Regions from separate parts of the Homo sapiens genome. Here region 2 is linked to region 1. A link is a loop called in an ENCODE intact Hi-C map of the cell type or tissue named here. Cell type or tissue: gastrocnemius medialis. All regions are shown on one strand. Each heading gives the region's core, and the rest is flanking DNA. Links, peaks and the distances in the headings are about the cores only.

Region 1 (11,128 bases), core at 1,555-9,554:
GAGACAGTCTCACTTGGTACATGCCTTTTGACCTTCACTGTTAGCTGTTTTTCATGCCCACAACCCACATTCGATGTCTGGATGTGCAAGCAGTCATCTTATAGGCATAAAGATGAAAGTCACAAATGACGGATGGTGGGGGGGAATGATAAAGGGAGTTTGAGACCTGATGGCTTAATGGAGCTTCTGGTGCTACCTCCCTGGACTGACTACATAGCTCTGCACTTTCTGTTATTTGGGAAAAATGACTCCTATTTGGTTATGTCACTGTTTCTTGCTACGTGCACCTGGACACAATCCTAGTCCCAATACATTCCTTTGTCATCTTCTGACTTCTATAATTACACAGTACATCACACTGAATTTTCATTCCTTATTTACGTAGGTTTCTCCTCAACTCTTCAGTGAATTACTTGAGGGCAAACATTGGGTCAGACTTAGCCTTGTACAGTACATTTTTATTAAATTGATGAGTTTATATTTAAAATAAACCTTTAATAAATTCTTCGAACGTTTCCCTCAGAGAATAAGCTCAATCATTCTATTGGTGTTCAGCAAATCTTGTCTCATCCTGAGCTTCTTTCCCACCAGTGCCAAGACCTGGGTCAGAGAAGAGAGACATCAAAGGCAGCCGAGGGGGTGGGGAGGGAAAGACCTGTTTGATGTGAAAATAGAGGGAGGGGTCTTTCGTGGGTTGACTACAAAGAAGCACTTCTTCTGTGAAAGTGGCTGCTGGCTCACCAGGTCATTGTTTTTGCCATTCACCTTGCATGGGTCAGAGGACTTGAAGATAGATTCCCGCAGCCAGAGAGTCTACAATCATCGCAAACATGACTCTAACCTGTCACTGCCCCCTGCCCCCTTTTAAGGCCTCTCCCTCAAAGGATAAGAAGGGAAGAGTCAAAGTTGATTCCAGGGTGATGAGGTGACTAGGAGGATGGCTTGTCATTAAGAGAAATAGGTGGTCAGGGGTGGGGGGCAGAGACACACAATACAGTGGGGTTTCTTCCACATCCCAGTGGTGCTGGGCAGCAGGCCAGCAGGGAGGTGGCTCGGAGAGTTGTCAAGATGGAAGTGATCCCTGGAAATGTGGGGAGGAAGGGATCCCCCAAGGGCATTTTCTGCCCAAGTAAAGCAAGGAGAGAAAGAGGAGAGGGCCAGAACTCTGGGAAATCTCTAAACTTGGGCGAATCAAGAGAAACAAATGGGATTTTTAGGGCAGTGGAACGATGCGATTCTGTAGTGGTGGATGCCTGTCATTATACATTTGTCAAAACCAAAAGAATGGACAAGACAAAGAGTGCACCGTAATGTAAACTGTGGGCTTTAATAATATTGTATCAGTATTAGCTCATCTATTATAACAAACGTACCATGCTAACGCAAGATATTAATAATGGGGAAGTTGGCAGGGGTAAGGGGGAGTTATGTGGAAACTCTCTGTGCTTTCTGCTCAATTTTTCTGTAAACCTAAAACTGCTCTAAAAAATGAGGTCTATTAATTTAAGAAAACCCACAAAAAATAGAGAAAGAAAAACGGGAAGGAGAAAAACAAAACGAGTTCAGTCTTGGATGCCAAAAGAGAAGAAGAGGAGGAAGGCGAAGGAACACTCTGGATTAATGGAACTGACATCAAGTCAGGAATCAGAATAGCCTCTACCGAGCCATTTACTATGTGTGACCTTGGGGAATCCACTTACTACATCTGTTATGTCTGGGATTCATTATTACTGTTCTTACCTGTGTAATAACTGTGTAAGACATTAGAGTGTTTCCCCAAACTTGGTAAACATACCAAAATCAGTTGGTGGTTTTGAAGATACTGGAATGTGACCTTCAAAATAATATTGAATCACACAGTAAGAAAGTAATCTGCTTTTCAGTTCAAATTTGGTGAAATACAAAGTTTCAATTTGATGTTAGTATGACTGTAATGGCTTTGCAATAATTAACTGCTGAGCTCAATTTTTATTGTGATAAATAAAATATATATAATATAAAATACATATAATATAAAAATCACCACTTTAACCATTTTTAGGTGTACAGTTCAGTAGCATGAAGTACATTCACATTGTTGTACAATTATTATCATTATCTCCAGAACTTTTTTTTATTTTTTGAGACAGGGTCTCGCTCTCCTACCCAGGCTGGAGTGCAGTAGTGTGATCATAGCTCACTGCAACTTTGAACTCCTGGCAATCCTTCCATCTCAGCCTCTCAAAGTGCTGGGATTACAGGCATAAGCCACTGCGCCTGGCCTATCTCCAGAACTTTTTAATGAACCCAAACTGAAACTCTATATCCATTAAATAATCATTCTCCATCCCCCCTTCCCCAGCCCCAGACAACCACCATTAATACTTTCTGTCTCCATTACTTTGACTACTCTAGGTATCACATATAAGTAGAATTGTATAATACTTGCCCTTTTATATCTGGCTTCTTTCACTTCACGTAATATCTTCAAGTTAATCTATGTTGCAGCATGTGTCAGAATTTCCTATCATTTTAAGGTTGAATAATATTCCATTGTACAGATTGACCACATTTTGCTTATTCATTCAACTATCCAGGACACGGGTTATTTCCGCCTTTGGATTTTGTGAATAATGCTGCTATGAACATGGGCATACAAATACCTCTTCAAGGCCCTGCTTTTGATTTCTTTGTGTACACGTCCAGAAGTGAAATTGGTGGATCAAATGGTAGTTCTACGCTTAATTTTTTGAGGACCCTCCGTACTGTTTTTCACAATGCCTGCAGCATCCTTATTTTAAGACAAAATGTGAATGGACTGTGGGCTCTAAGCCTTGTCAGGAAATCGTTTCTGGCTAGACTTACAAAGGAAATGCGGGAAACGTGGTCACTCAAGCGTGGCCCCCACTATGTCCTCCCAATGCCCCATTCCTTGCCTCTCCTATGGGCCATCAAAGAAATCTGTGGGCACCTGGGCGTGAGGCTCCGCTGAGATCCTTATGGGTGGGACTGGGGTGGAGCCTCCTCCTCGTGGGTTGGACAGTGGTTAGAAAGCAGTGTCTGGGACTAGGTCCTGGGAAAAGTCTGGCATCTGGGGACAGGGGAAGGGTTGATGTTGACCCTTGTGAGTGAGACAGGCCTCTATGGACCTGGAAGGGCCAGGAGGAAGCTCAGTAGGTGGAGTGAGCCTTCCTCCTCTGGGTGGGAGCAGTGGGGGAAACCAGAGAGCTGACTTTCTCCAGGGGCTCAGGAGTTCACCTTCAGCCACAGGCCACAGTCTCTGACTTTAAAATTGAACAACAATGTTTTGTTTTCACTGAATTTCTTTATACTAGTGCCTCTTATTTAAGACCAATGATACTGATTATTAATAAGAACAATATACATTTTTCTTTCAAAATAAATTTGTTAAAATAGGTGAGTCTATTTAAGAAAAATGCTTAGTAAGTAACTGAGGGACAAAAGGATATGGCAAACATGGGGAAGGTGGTACGATCATCTAGCCTGAAGTTTGGGACTGAGATATTGCATGCTTTTTTCAGAGTCATGAGGTTCAAATGACAAAACATATGTGAAAGTGTTTCATGAGCTATAAAGCACCCTTTGGGTGTAACACAGCATCATTTTCATGACAGATGCTGCAGGTGGTCCAGTAGAGTGGTGCAGGAAGGCAGGCAGGACTGGAGAGTAAGGGGGAGGTGGGGAATAAGGAGGACCAGGGTAGGCAGGAGGTTAATGGGTTTGGTGGTGAAGGGAAGACAGACCTGAATTTTTTTTTTTTTTTTTTTAAGAATGGGGACATTGAGTGTGATCTCTCACATGGAGGGGAAGCAGCAGAATCTCATCTGACAGCACACGTGGGCAGCAGCGATGGCCTGGTGGGGCAGTAGAGGTGGGATTATGGGCAAGACTGGGAAGGGTGTGCTCCTTTCTCAGAGACCAGAGCTCTCTGGTTTGGCAGTGGTAGAGAGGAGAGAGGCTAGCCTGCGAATGGGCGTCCTCAGGGAAGCAGGAAGTGAGTGGGTGTGGGCAGGTCTGCAGTTCACTCCGGATGGAAGGAAGGCTGCCGGGAGTAGGAACCTAGGGCAGCATTCTTCACACTCTATGTGCAGAGTGTCTCCTGGGCAGAGGCTTCAGAATACAGATTCCTGGGCTCTCCCCTCTGCCTCTACTTCTGAATGTCTAATGGCAGGCCTGGGAACTGTGTCTGTAACATATACTCAGAGAGGATGATGCTGGAGAACAATTAGGAGATCCAATGAAGACACCAAGGGGAGCAAAAGAGACTGTCAGCACTTTGGTTGGAGCTAGAGTTGGTCAAGGCATTATTCCATGTATTTCACCTGGTTTTCACTCATTTGACAGGGATCTATTGTGCTTTGGTGTGTCCAGTACTGTGGGAAACACAAATAAAGGAGGTAGAGCGGTGGGGAGAGTGAGACTGGTGAAGGCCCAGCAGCTGTTCCAGGCACTGTTTCTCCCTGGCAGAGGCTGGATTCATGGATGATGCTGGTACTGAGGCGTGGTTTGACTTTGAGGAGCATGAATGCCTGGCCTTTGGTATCTAGAGAGATGAAAGGTACAGTTTCAGCCTGGACATTCAGTTTTCCCTGCCAAATCTAGGTAGACGATGACTTGAGTTCTTAAGTACACAAGGAGCAGTCCAGGGTCCTGGGTGTTGGATGATTTCTATAATGCCAGCTGGCATTTTTGCTCCGTTAGTGTGCCACAGATGGGGGAGTCACTGGTGAGTGCCACTGAGGGCAGGCCTTATTCTGCTTCCTTTCTTGGGACAACATTGACTCCTCTGGTTTAAGCTGACAGAGATTTCTCCTGGTGTTGGTGCTAGCCATCTTCCAGATGAGATTAAAACCTAAAATGCTCATTTAGTTTGTCTTAAAAGTGTCTTACAAGCAACTTGTCTGCTGAGCTCTGTGTGCTGCAATCATGGCAGGAAATGGAATCTCGGGTTTCAGGCAGGGGCAAGTGATACAGTTTAGAGTTAGTGTTGAGGCTTGAAGACTGTAGGGTTACAACATTCAGTTGGATGTGATTCAGAGCAAGTTCGGACAGTCTTTCTCTCAGAAATTGACGCAAGGCTGCACTCTATTTACTGGAAGGCTTGCAGGCGGTTGACTGCTAATGTGCTCATATGGAATTTGGGCAACAACACCTCTTGCCCTCTCTAGACTGTCACTAAGTACACAATCCGATGCTTGTCATGCTGACTTGGTTTCCTCTGTTCTACTGAGGACTTGGTTGTCCTTCCTCAATCTTTCCCTTCATATCACACATGGTATGACTCTTACCAACCTTCCCTTTAGCTATACCACATCAACTATTCAACTGCAGTAGCTGTTGGGCAATTGGAGACTGTCTTTTCTTTGCCTTCCTGGGAAGAGGCCATGATGGTTCCACGCCAGCAGCCCTGAGGTGGGAGGGGCTTGTTGCTTTCACCAGGGACCGTGGTACCACCATCACCTTGGTGGGTTTGATGCAACATGAGGAGGTGGATGATGGAACAGGCGCCCCTAGATTGGGTCCTCTGCTATGGGGGAGGGGTCATTAAAAGATCTGCTTTAGGTGAATCACTCTAGGCTGGGGCAGGGTCCCAGCAGAATGTGATTTCTACTTCTAAAGGTACCCAGAGGTACCAATTTCACTCTGAAAGGAGCCAGTTCTTGCTCTGCTCCAATTTGCTCTTTAGTCTTCTGGGTTGAGACAAATATGTTCAACAGAGCCCCCTTGTGGAGAGAGACAATGTACAACTGTCTATCAAAGGCCCTGAGAAGGCCTGTAGCAAAGAAGCCCACTGCCTTTAATTCGGCATTTCCCAATATTATTAAGCCATAGAACCTCCTTTTCTAAATTTTGCTATGTACTCCTGGGGGAACTAGTGTTCCACAAAGTGCCCTCTGCGAAACACTGTTCTAAGAATTTAATAATTCCAAAACCTCCCTTGCCCTTTAAAAAAAAAAACACCAAAAAAACAAAAACCTGTATCTGGGGTATATACCCTGGTGACTGGTAATCATAATCTTAAAATGAAAAAGTTAGAAGGGCCTGCTTTTCCTTTCTTTAGAAACAGAAGAAAAAATGAGTACATAATTAGCATATGCTAACTGCTATAACAGGCAACTCCCTGAATTTTGATTATCTTAAACTACATACATTTATCTCTCTACCATGTCACAGCTCAGTGCAGTTAGTGGGGAGCCCTACCCTGTGCAGTCATTCAGGGTTTCATTCTTCTCCCACTGTGTGGCTTTGCCATGTCCAGAATGGGACTTCAATGTCACCTTGCTGTGGTCCAGCTGGCAGATGGGGGAAGAGAGAGAGTAAAGAAGACACACGTGCTGAACTCCTTGGGCCCAGCAGTGACATAGCCAGCCCTACATACATGCTATGGTGAGACCCTCTGTGGTGCCCCACCTAGATACAGGCATGCCAGGAAAGGCAGCTTAGCCTTGTGTCCAGAAAACTGAAACACGCACGGCGAACATCTGAGTCCTCTCTGCCACTGTGAGATAAGACATTGAGATGAGGTGTCTGAATCCTAGTCTGGGCGGAGGCAGAAGGAAGGGACCCAAGAGATGGTGAAGACAGAGAGAAAGGCAGGACCGGGAGCCTGGAGCAGAAGGAAAAGGACACCCGGGAGCCAGCCTAGGAGAGGCAGAGCCAAAGATTCCAGGGTCTCCATGAATAGAAGGTGCCATCTTGAGGCTCTGAGAAGGGATTGGATGCTTTTAAAGAAGCATGGGAGTCGGGCGTGGTGGCTCACACCTATAATCCCAGCACTTTGGGAGGCTGAAGCAGGCAGATCATGAGGTCAGGAGTTTGAGACCAGCTGACCAACACAGTGAAACCCCGTCTCTACTAAAAATAGAAAAAAAAAATTAGCTGGGTGTGGTGGCAGGCTCCTGTAATCCCAGCTACTCAGGAGGCTGAGGCAGGAGAATTGTTTGAACCTGGGAGGTGGAGGTTGCAGTGAGCCGAGATCGTGCCACTGTGCTCCAACCCAGGTGACAGAGTGAGACACTGTCTCAAAAAAAAAAAAAAAAAAAAAAAAAAGCATGGAAGAAAAGAAGGAAAAGGACATGGGTGAACAGAAATTCTAGAAGCACGTAAGGGTAGCAGCGGTCTGTAGGTAACTTCCATACTAGGGAATCATTCTCGTTTTCTTTATAGTATATTGAAATAATATACATTTACCTGAGGGGAAAAAAAGCATTTCTTTTGAAGTAGGAACAAGTCGGGAAAGAATTTACTTTTATTAGCTTTACTTTAGTAAAGTATCTTTGTTCCACTGGTCCAGGGCTTCTCAACTTGTATGCCACCAATGGTCTTCCCACGCCTTAGGGAATGGGATGGGGTGGGAATAGAATCCCTCAACAATCTCCTCTGGCTCTGGAATCTCCTCCTTTTTCCTGAATGAGTCATACCAACATCATCATTTTCTGTGTGTACCATAATGCACAAAACTCTGGGAAGCTCCACATTAGCTCAGTATCAGTGTCTGCCAAGGTATGGGGTTGGTACCCATCGTAAAACTCCATAATCAACCCATCAATTACCATATTTTATCTCTTTACACCCTGTGTTGCATAAATGCCCAAGAAGCAAGAAGCAATCAAATTAGAAATAGTTGCAGAAAATATGACAAAGGAAAAATAAAGATTGGAAAGACAACAAGGAGACAAGAGAGAGGTCGGCTTGGTACCCAGGAAGGCATGTGGAATAGACTTGAGTGAACTACACATTCCACAGCATCAATGAGATGAAAATAAAATGGATATTCAGAAGCAGCCTATTCCTCTCAGTAAAAAAGGTCCTAGAAAAAGACATCTTTCCTGATGATCCCAACCCTCCATAACATTTTTATAGTGAATACAAGCACACACTTTGTGGGACTCTTCTTCAGAGTGTTCTTCAGTGTACGTTCAGGGCAAAATTCCAAAGTTCAGGCTGGGAAAAGTAGTTTGGGAAGGGGTGAAGGTGGGGCCAGGAATGCATCTGTGTGAGATGATGTTCAACATCCCAGGGAATCCATAAAATGTAAATAAAAATGCAATGCTACTTTCCAGCTATCAGATTGGCAAAGATTACAGAGACTAATTCCAAAGAGGAATAATGCCTCATACCTGTGAGGGTGTGTAGAAACTGGCACTTCTGATATTTCTAAATTGATACAACCTTCTTGCATAGCAGTTTGGCTGTGTAAAAACACATCAAGACAAGTATGGCCTTGAGGAAGACTCTTTCTAGAAAATTCACTGAAGGAAATAATCATGGGTGTGTCCAAAGATGTACTTACAAAGATGTTCATCATTGCATTTTTTCTAATGTCTAAAAATGAGAAAATAGGGGATTGAAGAAATTGTAGTTTACCTATGAAGTAGGATAGACACTAAAAATCATGTTGAAGAAAACAATGTAAAAATAAACCATGTTGGATGATTTTTTACTGACATGGGAATCCATTTATAACTAAACAGATGAGACAAGCATATTACTATGCAATATAATTTTATTTTTTTAAAAAAATGCACACAAGTGTACACACACACATCCTAGAATTATATACATTAAAATGTACATAGTGGTTTTCTTCATAAGGTGATATTTTGAGTAATATACGATACACAGTTTTTCATTTTCTCTGTTTCTTTTTCCTTGCGTTTATCTTCTAAATTTTTGACACTAAGAAATAAAAATCCATTTTTATTTTTTCTTTATGATTATTTATTTTTAACCAACAAAAATTGTACACAGACAGTCCTCAATTTACGATGGTTCAACTTACGATTTTTGACTTTATGATGGTGGGAACATAAGGTGAAGTCGGTAAAAACAGTGTTTTGGGTACCATTCTGTTTTTCACCTTCAGTACAGTATTTAATAAATTACTTGAGATATTCAACACTTTCTTATAAAAAGGTCTTTGTGTGAGATGATTTTGCCAAACTCTAGGCTAATGTAAGTGCTCCGAGCACGTTTAAGGCAGGCTAGGCTAAGCTATGGTAAAATTCCATTTTTAAAGTGAGGGATAGGGGCTAATCATTTTTATACCATTCAGAGTCCTTCAAAATGACGATAGAGAACAGAGGAGCAAATTCTCTATACTATGCCATCCTCCCTGGGCAAGGGACATGAACCACGCTCTCCCCAGAAGCATGTCTCACATTGATGCAATGCCATCGCCTCTGTAATAGTTTGGGGTGGAATTATCCATTTCGGTTATTATACCTAATAGAAATCACAATGGTAAGAAAGTGGTTCGCTTACCATAGAAATCACTTTCAAGCAACTAACCCATCCACCATCCTCTCTGTTCTGGGACTATGTCATCTTTTCCTCTTCTATCCAACTTCAGCAGCTTCCTCCCATGGTCACATCCTGATCCTTGTCAGTTCCGGGAACTTCTCCATAGAAAACAAACATCCCACTCTTGAACTTAGCCTCTTCTCCTCTCCAGCCGTCTATTCAACACCCCTTCCATCTTCAATTGCTCTTAGAATTAATTGGGACCTTTGACCAGCTCCCCATATATACATTTTCTCATTATCCATCACCTGCCTCCTGTCTTTATTGTTCAGTTCAGATTTCATAAAACTAATCTTTTACATATTAAATTCCTATGCATCTCTGTCCTTCCAAAATGGAATTAGCAAGACTCCAACCCTGGATCAATCCATCCTCTACCTTCTCCTGGCGTCTGAAAATCGCCGGAGGAAATCTGCACAACTGTGTCAATTTTTAACATCATAAATTCTGAAATAACAATGCTAACTGGGATCCCGATGGAGTACAGCAAACTTACTTCATTTTTCCAGAGAGCTCACTCTTCCCTCCTTCACCAAGATGCCTCCATTCCCTGTACTCTCTCTAAAAGTTGGTTCCACTGGAACCCTCCCTCAGTTTCAGCCTCATAGTGGAGCTGCCAGATGGAGCCTGTTGCTGAGCCCAGGCTCTCACTTGCCCCTACGCTCATCCGCCACTTCTTGCTCCTAACCACACTGGAGGAACTGTGCTCAGATCCCTCTCTGCTGCCTTCTTGGGGCCTCCTTCAGGTAGGAAGGCCCTCTCCTCCTTCATCTTAGCTTCTCCCCTTTATTACGTCCCTTTCAGGATTCAAACACACCCTCAAGTCTTAAAAATAAACAAGAACAACAGATCAGCAAACAAACCCAGCATCAAAATCTATTCGAGAGCCCAGTGTCCCAGGCCCTTATCCTGGAACTGGCTGAGCTCCAGGACAGGAATCCAACTGATGAAAGCCTCACTCTAGGGGATCCAGAGCAGCTGGAGGAATGCGTCCCATGGCCTCGCTGCACCGGGCAGCCACTGCGGCCGTGTTGCCTGGTGGCCATCTTTGGGAAGGGGACACCCCCTCAGCAGGATGCTGCAAAGGGAGAGTTCTGAAGGCAGAATCTATAAAAAGATTCTGTCCATATAAGCTTAGTGAGTGCTTCTCAAAGTGTAGCCCATGGGCCACCTACATCAGAGTCTCCTGGGGACATCTGGCAAAAACTTTTTTGGATTCCTGGACCCCATTCTATTGAGTCACAATCTCTGGGGAGTGTCTGTAAAACCTGCATTAAAAATTTCAACTTTTGGCCGAGCGTGGTGGCTCACGCCTGTAATCCCAGCACTTTGGGAGGTCGAGGCAGGTGGATCACGAGGTCAGGAGATTGAGACCATCCTGGCCAACATGGTGAAACCCCGTCTCTACTAAAAATACAAAAAATTAGCTGGGCATGGTGGCGGGTGCCTGTAGTCACAGCTACTCGGGAGGCTGAGGCAGGAGAATGGCGTGAACCCAGGAGGCGGAGCTTGCAGTGAGCCGAGATTGAGCCTCTGCACTCTAGCCTGGGCAACAAAGCAAGACTCTGTCTCAAAAAAAAAAAAAAGCAAATAAATAAATAAATAAAAATGTTTTTTTCAACTTTTATTTTTGACTCAGGGGGTACATGTGCAGGCTTGTTACACGGGTATATTGCATGATGCTGAGGTTTGGGGTATGAATGATTCCATCACTCAAGTAGTGAGCATTGTACCTAATAGGAAGTTTTCCAGCCCACATTCCCCTTCCTCCCTCCCGCTTCTAGTAGTCTCGACTTTCTATTGTTCCCATCTTTATGTTCATGTG
Region 2 (8,000 bases), core at 1-8,000, 320 kb before region 1:
TACATCTTTATGTCACATCAAAGAGAAAAAAGAAAACAAAAAATTGGTGGTGGTGGGGGCAGATGGTGGAAGAAAGATATGAACAGATCCTGAGAATAATGGAGTTTTTAATTTGAAGAAGTTTTGGAAATTAGGTTCAGTTACCTCATTTCACAGGAGAATAAAAAGAAGCCTCAAATATTCAATGACCTGCCCAAAGTTCTGCGTTATTAATAACTGAGATGGGACAAGAACCAGGGTTTCTGAGACAATTTGTTGGTTTTGAAAGAGATTTTGGGGTCAGACAAATCTGGTTTTCAACCCTGACTACCTTTGTAAGCTCTGGCAGATTATTGAAGTGCTCTGAACCTCATTTTTATCTTCTGTAAAATGGGGATGATATTCCATTGTGTGATTTCATGAGATAATGGATTTGAAGACTGAGCTTCGGTTCTGACCCTTCCAAATGGCTTATCAGTGCTGGCTCCCTTCCCTTTGCTAGGTCAGTGTCTTCTCTACAACACAGTGTTGTGTATTGTAGCAAGTCACTTATGCCAAACAAGACCCTGACTATTTTGGCAATGAGGTCTGGGTTTGCTGCCTGACCAGCACCAGACACGGGGACACTAGTATGCACCTGGCTTATGATGATACTGTTACGAGGTTTGGGCAGGAATCCATGCTGAAGCCATGCAGCAGGTGCTTTGGTTCTGTGGCCTCGGGACTCCTGCATTTCCCTACTCTTGTTTGATAGCATAGCCGAGAAATCCACAGAGACAGAGATGATGCTGAGGAGCCCACTGCTTTTTTTTCTTGGAAAAGAAATGTTCCATGGAAACTTTTCCTGTGAACCCTCTTTGAGAGATTTATGCAGATTATAAAGTCAAAAGAAGCGGTCATTCCAGACTTTTCTTTCCAGGCAGACAGGCCAAAACATAATTTTAGCAGGTATTAGTAAAAATTGAGAAGTATTTTGTGTATGCTGGGATTCTTGCCAGGCTCTGTGTTTGCAACTCCCAAGACATTGCTAAGGTGAAAGTTTTTCTTCACTACCCTTGGAAGATTGTTGAAACAAGCCGGCCACTATTCTTTTCCATTGCATCCGTATCATCGAGGCCTCTCTAGACACTGTTTTGTGGCATCTTGGGCCAACACAAATTGATTTGCTTTTCAGCGAAAGAACTTCATGCAGAATGTTGACTGCAGGTGTGTTTTGGAGGAGGCAGTAAAGGAGTAGAAATGGAAGGATTGATCATTAGATAAAGCAGGTTTAAGTCATTTGGCTATTTAAACTGTAGAACTGCCTGCTTTAATTTGGTGAGGATTTTTAATTTTTTTTTTTTTTACTGTAAACAAATGATTCTACAAACTGTGAGTCCAAGTAGGTACGTCCAAGGAATTTACAGCGACTTTTACATGATTGAAGATAGAACTTTGAATTTGTTTAGAAGAAAAAAGATCTAGTCGTGAGGGAGTGCAAAACATACACCATTTAAAAATACTCCCTGTCATACATCATAATCAACTATTGCATGTGTAGCCATTTATTAATATGTGAGCATGATGATACTTGGTGTGTATGTTTGTAAACTATATCCATTTTGTTAGTTGAAAATATTCTTAATTATTCATAGAAATGTATAAACCTCCATGAGAACGTTTTAACCAGATGTAGCAAAGACCTAGGCATACTTTATTGATCATTTTGTACAGAACATTAGGGAATGTTCCAGCAGAGTGCAGCAAAAGCTAGTTATTGCAAAACATACTCTTGTCTTTTCTTAGTCAGTCTGGAATGTTGAGATATAGAGGGATTTAAGATTTTAAAAATGATGGAAACAAACAGTAGAGATCTTGGAACAATGTTCTATGTGCACTCCTGCTCCCCATCCTCTGAGAAGGCCTCAAACAAGAAAAGCATTCTCTAATTTACTAAGTAACACTGATCTTTCTTAAAGAAAGGACATGGTTGGTACCTCCAGATAACACTTGAAAATTAGCATGGTGTATTTTACTTGCTTTTCTTTTCAATATAACTTTTTAAAAAAGTACACAAGTACTAAATATCAGAATTCTTTGTCAGAAAATACAGAAAAGGGAAGGGAATAAAAATAAACAATACCCTAATTGCACCACCCAGAAAATCATAGTTTAAATTTAGTATATAGCCTTCCAGATTTATGAATGTGTTGGATTATGTATAAATATAAATAAGAAATAGAAATATTTTTAAATTGGGTCATAAGGTACATACTGTTTGGAAAGTGCTTTTTCTTGTAAATATAAATTGTATGTACGGTTATAGCTGCTATAGCTTTTCGTAAATATAGTTAACTCTGGTTGCTAGTTTCAGTTATGTTTGTATGGTATGCTCCTGTCTTTTAAAAAATGTGTGACATATTACTTCACAGTAACATGTAAGTAATTCATTTTACTTTGTGAATAAATATTATTCTGATGCAGACCACTGTATATTTGATGTGTACCACAAAGAATAAATATTTACCATAGCAGAATTAGCTGATTTTTCTTACTGTTGGTGATTTACTTTAAGAAGCTTCTCTTTCTAACTTCTAGCCCATTTTTAGAGAGAAAGTGATATTTTTTAGTGGTTTGTGATTACATAGTGATGATACTTTAATTGTGTTGGTGTTTTTAAGAATATTGGCTAAGTAGTAAAATAGTTGCCCAACTTTTCCTGCTTTCTAGCTACCACAATTCAATTACTTTTGATTGTCCTGCTTTAAATTCCTACTTTATAATAATTATGTCTTCTGTTTATAATGTGATAATTTAAGAATAGAAGCACAAAAGATTATATTTGGCTCTCAACAATGAGAAGACAGCTAATTACCAGAGAAACAGAGCTATCAGATTTTTAAAGAAAAGTATAATTAATAAATGCGAATGTTCAGTTTATTTTTTATTTTTATTTTTTAAAAATAAAGACAGGGTCTTGCTGTGTTTCCCAGGCTGGTCTCAAACTCTTGGCCTCAAGCAATCCTCTCGCCTTTTCCTCCTAAAGTGCTGGGATTACAGGCATGAGCCATCCGTGCCTGGCCTTAGTTTATATATGAGCACATCTGTTTGAATTATGTCTGGCACATGAATGTCCCTGAAGGAATACTGGCTGGAAGAGAACTTGGGGTGACTAGGTCAATGACCCTTCTATCAGAACTGAATGCCGCTTTCCAAACAGGCCAGGACAGTGATCATGAGTGCCAGGGATCGGAACACTTTGCTGATTTAGGAGGTAGAAAGTCAGCCAAATTGGAAGCTGTAGCCATGTTAAAGATACTACAGAAGCTACCTGCTGAGGGGCTGAGACATTAACAGGCCTGGCTACGTGATAAGATTGACCACAAAAGCACAAGTGCGGACCCGATTCCATAGCAGAGAACATCTGCCTCTGCTGCTGGGGTCAGGAGCAGCCTGGAGCCTGTGGGAATACAGCAGGGGAGGCATGTATCACCTTGCTGTAACCACTGGTTCTTCAAGCACAAAATCAAAAAGATAGAATTTTAAAATGAAAATGTATACCTTGGGGGTGTGTGTGTGTGTGTGTGTTTCTAGCTATAAGGGGATGAGAAAAACAAAGGTTTTTGAGTCAGGGCCCACGGGTGTGCACACTGTGCTTCTGGTAGCAGGGTCTAGGATTAAGAGGGCCTTTCATATGATGTGTGAAGAATATATAAATGTAGAAAGCAAAAAAAAAAAAGTATTTAAAAATCTTGCATTGTTTCAGCAACACAATTCAGAGTCAGTAAACTTCAGAAATTATAGGTGCCCCAGGAAATAAATTAAAGGCCTGGGATCATTACTTTACAAGAATGAGCATACCAGGACATTTCGAGACCAAATTTAGTTTCTGTTCCTTCTTCAAAGACAAAACTTGAAGTCTTCTTTCAGTATGTTAATTTAAACCTCTCTAAAAACCTTGTAATTGGGGTAAGCAGCCACCAGGGGGTAGCCATGATTTGGTTAAAATTACAAGTCTGACTAGTAAAGCTTTTTCCCAGGTGGGAAAGTGAAAGGACCACTTTGATTCCTTTTTGAAGTGAAGCAAATAAAATGAAAAGAAAGTTCAGTAAATTTTACTAAACTTTCAATTAATTTCTTGATTGGTTTAAAGGACACTTTTTGAGTTTTCAGCTACTCAGTGGCATTTTTTTGCTCCGGCCACCAGCAATACAGTCTGTCTCAAACTTGACATTAACTAATGATGAACTTTGCTTTTCTCATCACCTTGTAGCTGGAAAAACACACACATACACTATGTGTATTGTATATTTAAAAAAATTCTATCTTTTTGATTTCATGCTTGAAGAACAAGTGGTTCCAGCAAGGTGATTATGGAAGAATATAGGAAAACTTGGCTTATCATTTCCAGAGAATAGAGAGAAGATTACTTTCTATTCTTATAAAAGGAGAGAACTCTTCCTTTTCCAAAGAACAGTTTTCTGCTGCCAGCTAGATGCTGCTTGAAATGTATACATTTGACACTTTAGTAGTTCTGAAATTTGCTTTGGGTTCAGTCTGGAGGGGAACATTAAAAAATACAGATTCCTGAGCTCCACCCTTAGACTCACCAAATTTCAAACGAGAAGAGATGTTTTTTTTAAAAGGTTCCCTGGTGATTCTGAGGCAGGGTCCAGGAAAATGCCTGGCAGCCTTCTCTCTTGTAATGTGTGAGAACTACACTAGTAAGAGAATATCTCAAAATGAACTTTTAAAAAAGTTCCTGTTACCAGAAACAGGTATTTAAAAATATCTAAAAAAAGCACATGTAATAAGACTTTAAGCAGAGGGTTTAACAGAATTTTGTAGGAAATTTTAATATGCAGACCATAGTGTAATGAAATTTCTTATTTGGGGGTTTCTTCTTTTATACTGATGGCCGTATAATTATAAGATTTTTTTTAATGGAAATGGAAATGTACTTCCTTGTTTAGCTGCTATTTAAGAAGGATCTAGAATATGGAGTAACTGAAGTTCCTGTTATAACTTAAGAGATTTGATCACTCAGAGTAACAGATGTGCAAGTAGATACTCACCATCATGTTATGGTAAAAAAATTTAAAAAGTTTATGATTTTTTGGATATAAATTAATATTTTAAAAATGTTTATTGACCTCTTCTTCCCCTAAAGTATGAAATAAAGGGGAAGTGATCACATTCTATTTTACAGACAAGAAACTGAGCAGTGAGGAGGAAAACCACTTATCTAAGGACATTCTAATCTACAGTAAACACATAGAAGAGTATTGGGTTATTTTGATTCCTGTGCCATTTTGTTATCTACCATTCTACATAAATGGAGAAGTTCTCCTCCCTTCCCAACCCTATGTCTAAACTTACAGTCTAGTTATAGATCCCATTGTTAGTCTTTCTACTTAGACCCCACTTTATCCAGTGGAGCTCAATTATTATTATTAATTTTTATCATTACTTATTTTAAAGTATGATGATAATACAAACAGGCACACTTTAAAAAAATTTTTTATTTTAATTTTAAGTTCCAGGGTACATATGCAGGATGTGCACGTTTGTTACATAGGTAAACGTGTGCCACGGTGGTTTGCTGCACTTATCAGCCCATCACCTAGGTATTAAGCCCAGCATGCATTAGCTGTATTTCCTAATGCTCTCCCTCCCCCACAGCCCCCTCCAGAGGCCCCAGTGTGTGTTGTTCCCCTCCCTGTGTCCATGTGTTCTCATAAACAGGCACATTTTTGAGAGACAGTCTAGTCAGGTGATGGATGCTGTGTCGAAATGGACAGCAGCTTGCGTGTCTGGTCTTTCCTCCTTAAAAGGCTCAGAAACTAAAGGCGCTGTTATGAGAGGAGTTGGAAGAAGTGGGGAATTAAGAGACTTCTTTTGGGACCTAGTTAAGCAGAGATGCTATTGTCTTACTTTTGAAATACCAAGTGGGCCTTGCTGTATTTTATTTTAGTGTTGAGCTTCAGATACCTAAGCCAGTGTCTTTTGCTGCTCACTTATGAGATCCAGCTTGACCTTACAGTGGCAATCATGTTAAAAGAGAACAAACTAAAGTAAGCACAAACAGAAACTTAGAATTAGTTCTAAACAAATGTGGATCTAATTTTTTACATTAAAATAAAACCAAAAGGAAGGCTGACTTTAGGTAACATTTATCAAATTTAGACTAAAATAAACCAAGAAGTTTATAAGGTCCAGTTTGTGGAGTAAAATATTGGCATGAAGAGAACGGAAACATTGCATGTAGGAAAATGTACGGGAGTAGAATTAGAGAAGGAAAAATCACTAGTCATGACCCGATGTTACTACAGCCACACCAGCTTACTTATAATAGGAATTCAGTGTGTTACAACAAAGAGGGTTCTGTAAATGCACCATGATAAAAATGGCAAATACTTATAATAGCTGCTATTTTTTGAGCACTTACTGAGTGCCAGCTATTGCTAAGCACTTTACCTACATTATCTCAATTATTTTAAAGGGTTCTGTTGTACAGAGGGACTCTGTAATGTTTTGCCTTCAATAACTTAATGCTTTTAAAGAGCATTTCTTTATGTAAACACTTCCCCGTGGATTTGGGATTCTAGGAAATAAATGGGAAAATATTAGCTAACCTTGTACAAGAGAGAATGATGGTGTTGGGCATATGCTATAAACTCTCCCCAGATTTCCCAAACTGTGATCCAAGGAATATTCTTCTGGGAGATATTAATAGATGTTCTGTAAAAAATGGGTTTTGAAGCACTGCATTCTGTGTCCTTCTGCTGGGGATTCACTAAGCCACATTCGGTTGTTAAAGGATCTGAGAAGTTCTGCTTTAAAAAAAAAAACGGAGTTTTTTAAAAAACTATGTTTACTATTTCCTTAATTTAACTACAGAACACCTTGAGAGGAGCGGTCAGGGAGAGAGGATTGGAGAACATTCCATGAGTGCCTAGTTGGTATTGGGAGACAATTCTGCTGGGTGTCTTTTGTTTCTGTGCATCTTGTGAGCGGAGGGACTAGTCAGTGCCTTTGTTCTGTACTATATTCTGTACTATATTTTCAAAAAGGATATTTTATAGAGAATACCCTTAGACAACAGAGGTAGTATCTCCCTGCAGAGCAGAGGGTAGGTTGTTTACTATCTAGTACAACAAACACAATTAATCCTTCCAGAACAAGGTTTAAGCATGATTACTGACCATTATAAAAGATTTGGGTTCCCTAAGCTCAGGGTTCTTCTCCTGTAACACAACCCCTCCGCATGTGCAGATGTCACCTTCTTGGCCCTTTTCACATTACCTGTGGGAATCTGGGCTCAGGGAACTGGCACAAATGCTGATGTTCTGGGTACTCTTGTTGCTTTAAGTAGTAAAATCTTTTGCTTCTGACCTAGCAGTCTTGAATCTTTTGCAAGCATCCGTGAAACCATGGCAGATAAACTTGTTAATTTGCAATTACAGTAAAATCTTAGACCTTTCACAATTCCTGAAGGGTTGGGTGGAGTAGGGTGAGAGATAAGAATAGAGTGGCTGGGGCAAAACTGTGAAGAATGGAGAAAACACAGGACTGCAAAGTTAAGCATCTTCCAAACAGTCTGGACTATTGACTTTCCTGGCAATGTTGCTCCTTTGAGCCAATTAATCTCAGTTCCTATAGATTTCCTTTTAGGTTTTATTGACTAGATATCAATTATGTTTTGCTACTGTTCTTTTCTGTGCTTGATTTTTCCAGGTGTAGAATTTGTTTATATAATGAAATACCAAATGGTGCTGGATTATTAGTTTTACAGTTCTTGTACATTTAGGGAAAGAAAGACTAGGCAATTTACTCTGCTTGGCAGTTTACACGGGTTTTCTGATGTAATCATTCATATTATTCAGGATTTTGGTATTTTATTCTGAAATTTACATGTGAAGAAATTTGATGCTCTTCGAGGTGGTTCTTATAATATTCATTGCTATCATTTATGGAGTGCTTACTAAACACCAGCTACTGTGTAGCTAAGCGTAGGATATTTTCTTATTTAATCCTCATAA

What was found. Peaks named below come from ENCODE experiments on the same cell type or tissue, not always from the same donor. Only the 100,000 strongest peaks of a DNase experiment are listed, where the experiment ranks them.
Region 2: a loop joins it to region 1, with 3 times the contacts of the local background. A loop is called at or near these places in 8 of 110 quality-filtered maps.

What each region holds. Positions count from the first base shown.
Region 1 is chr7:33,738,734-33,749,861 of GRCh38, forward strand. No RefSeq gene overlaps it. Among named protein-coding and RNA genes, the nearest start is that of FLJ20712, 18 kb to the left of the region's middle. In gastrocnemius medialis, for the core only: a CTCF peak has its summit at 5,730 (motif pointing left); a DNase peak (open chromatin) is centred at 4,968; H3K27ac peaks cover 976 bases.
Region 2 is chr7:33,419,870-33,427,869 of GRCh38, forward strand. The region is part of intron 19 of BBS9 (Bardet-Biedl syndrome 9); the gene reads left to right. Among named protein-coding and RNA genes, the nearest start is that of BBS9, 290 kb to the left of the region's middle. In gastrocnemius medialis, for the core only: a CTCF peak has its summit at 3,952 (motif pointing right); a DNase peak (open chromatin) is centred at 5,692.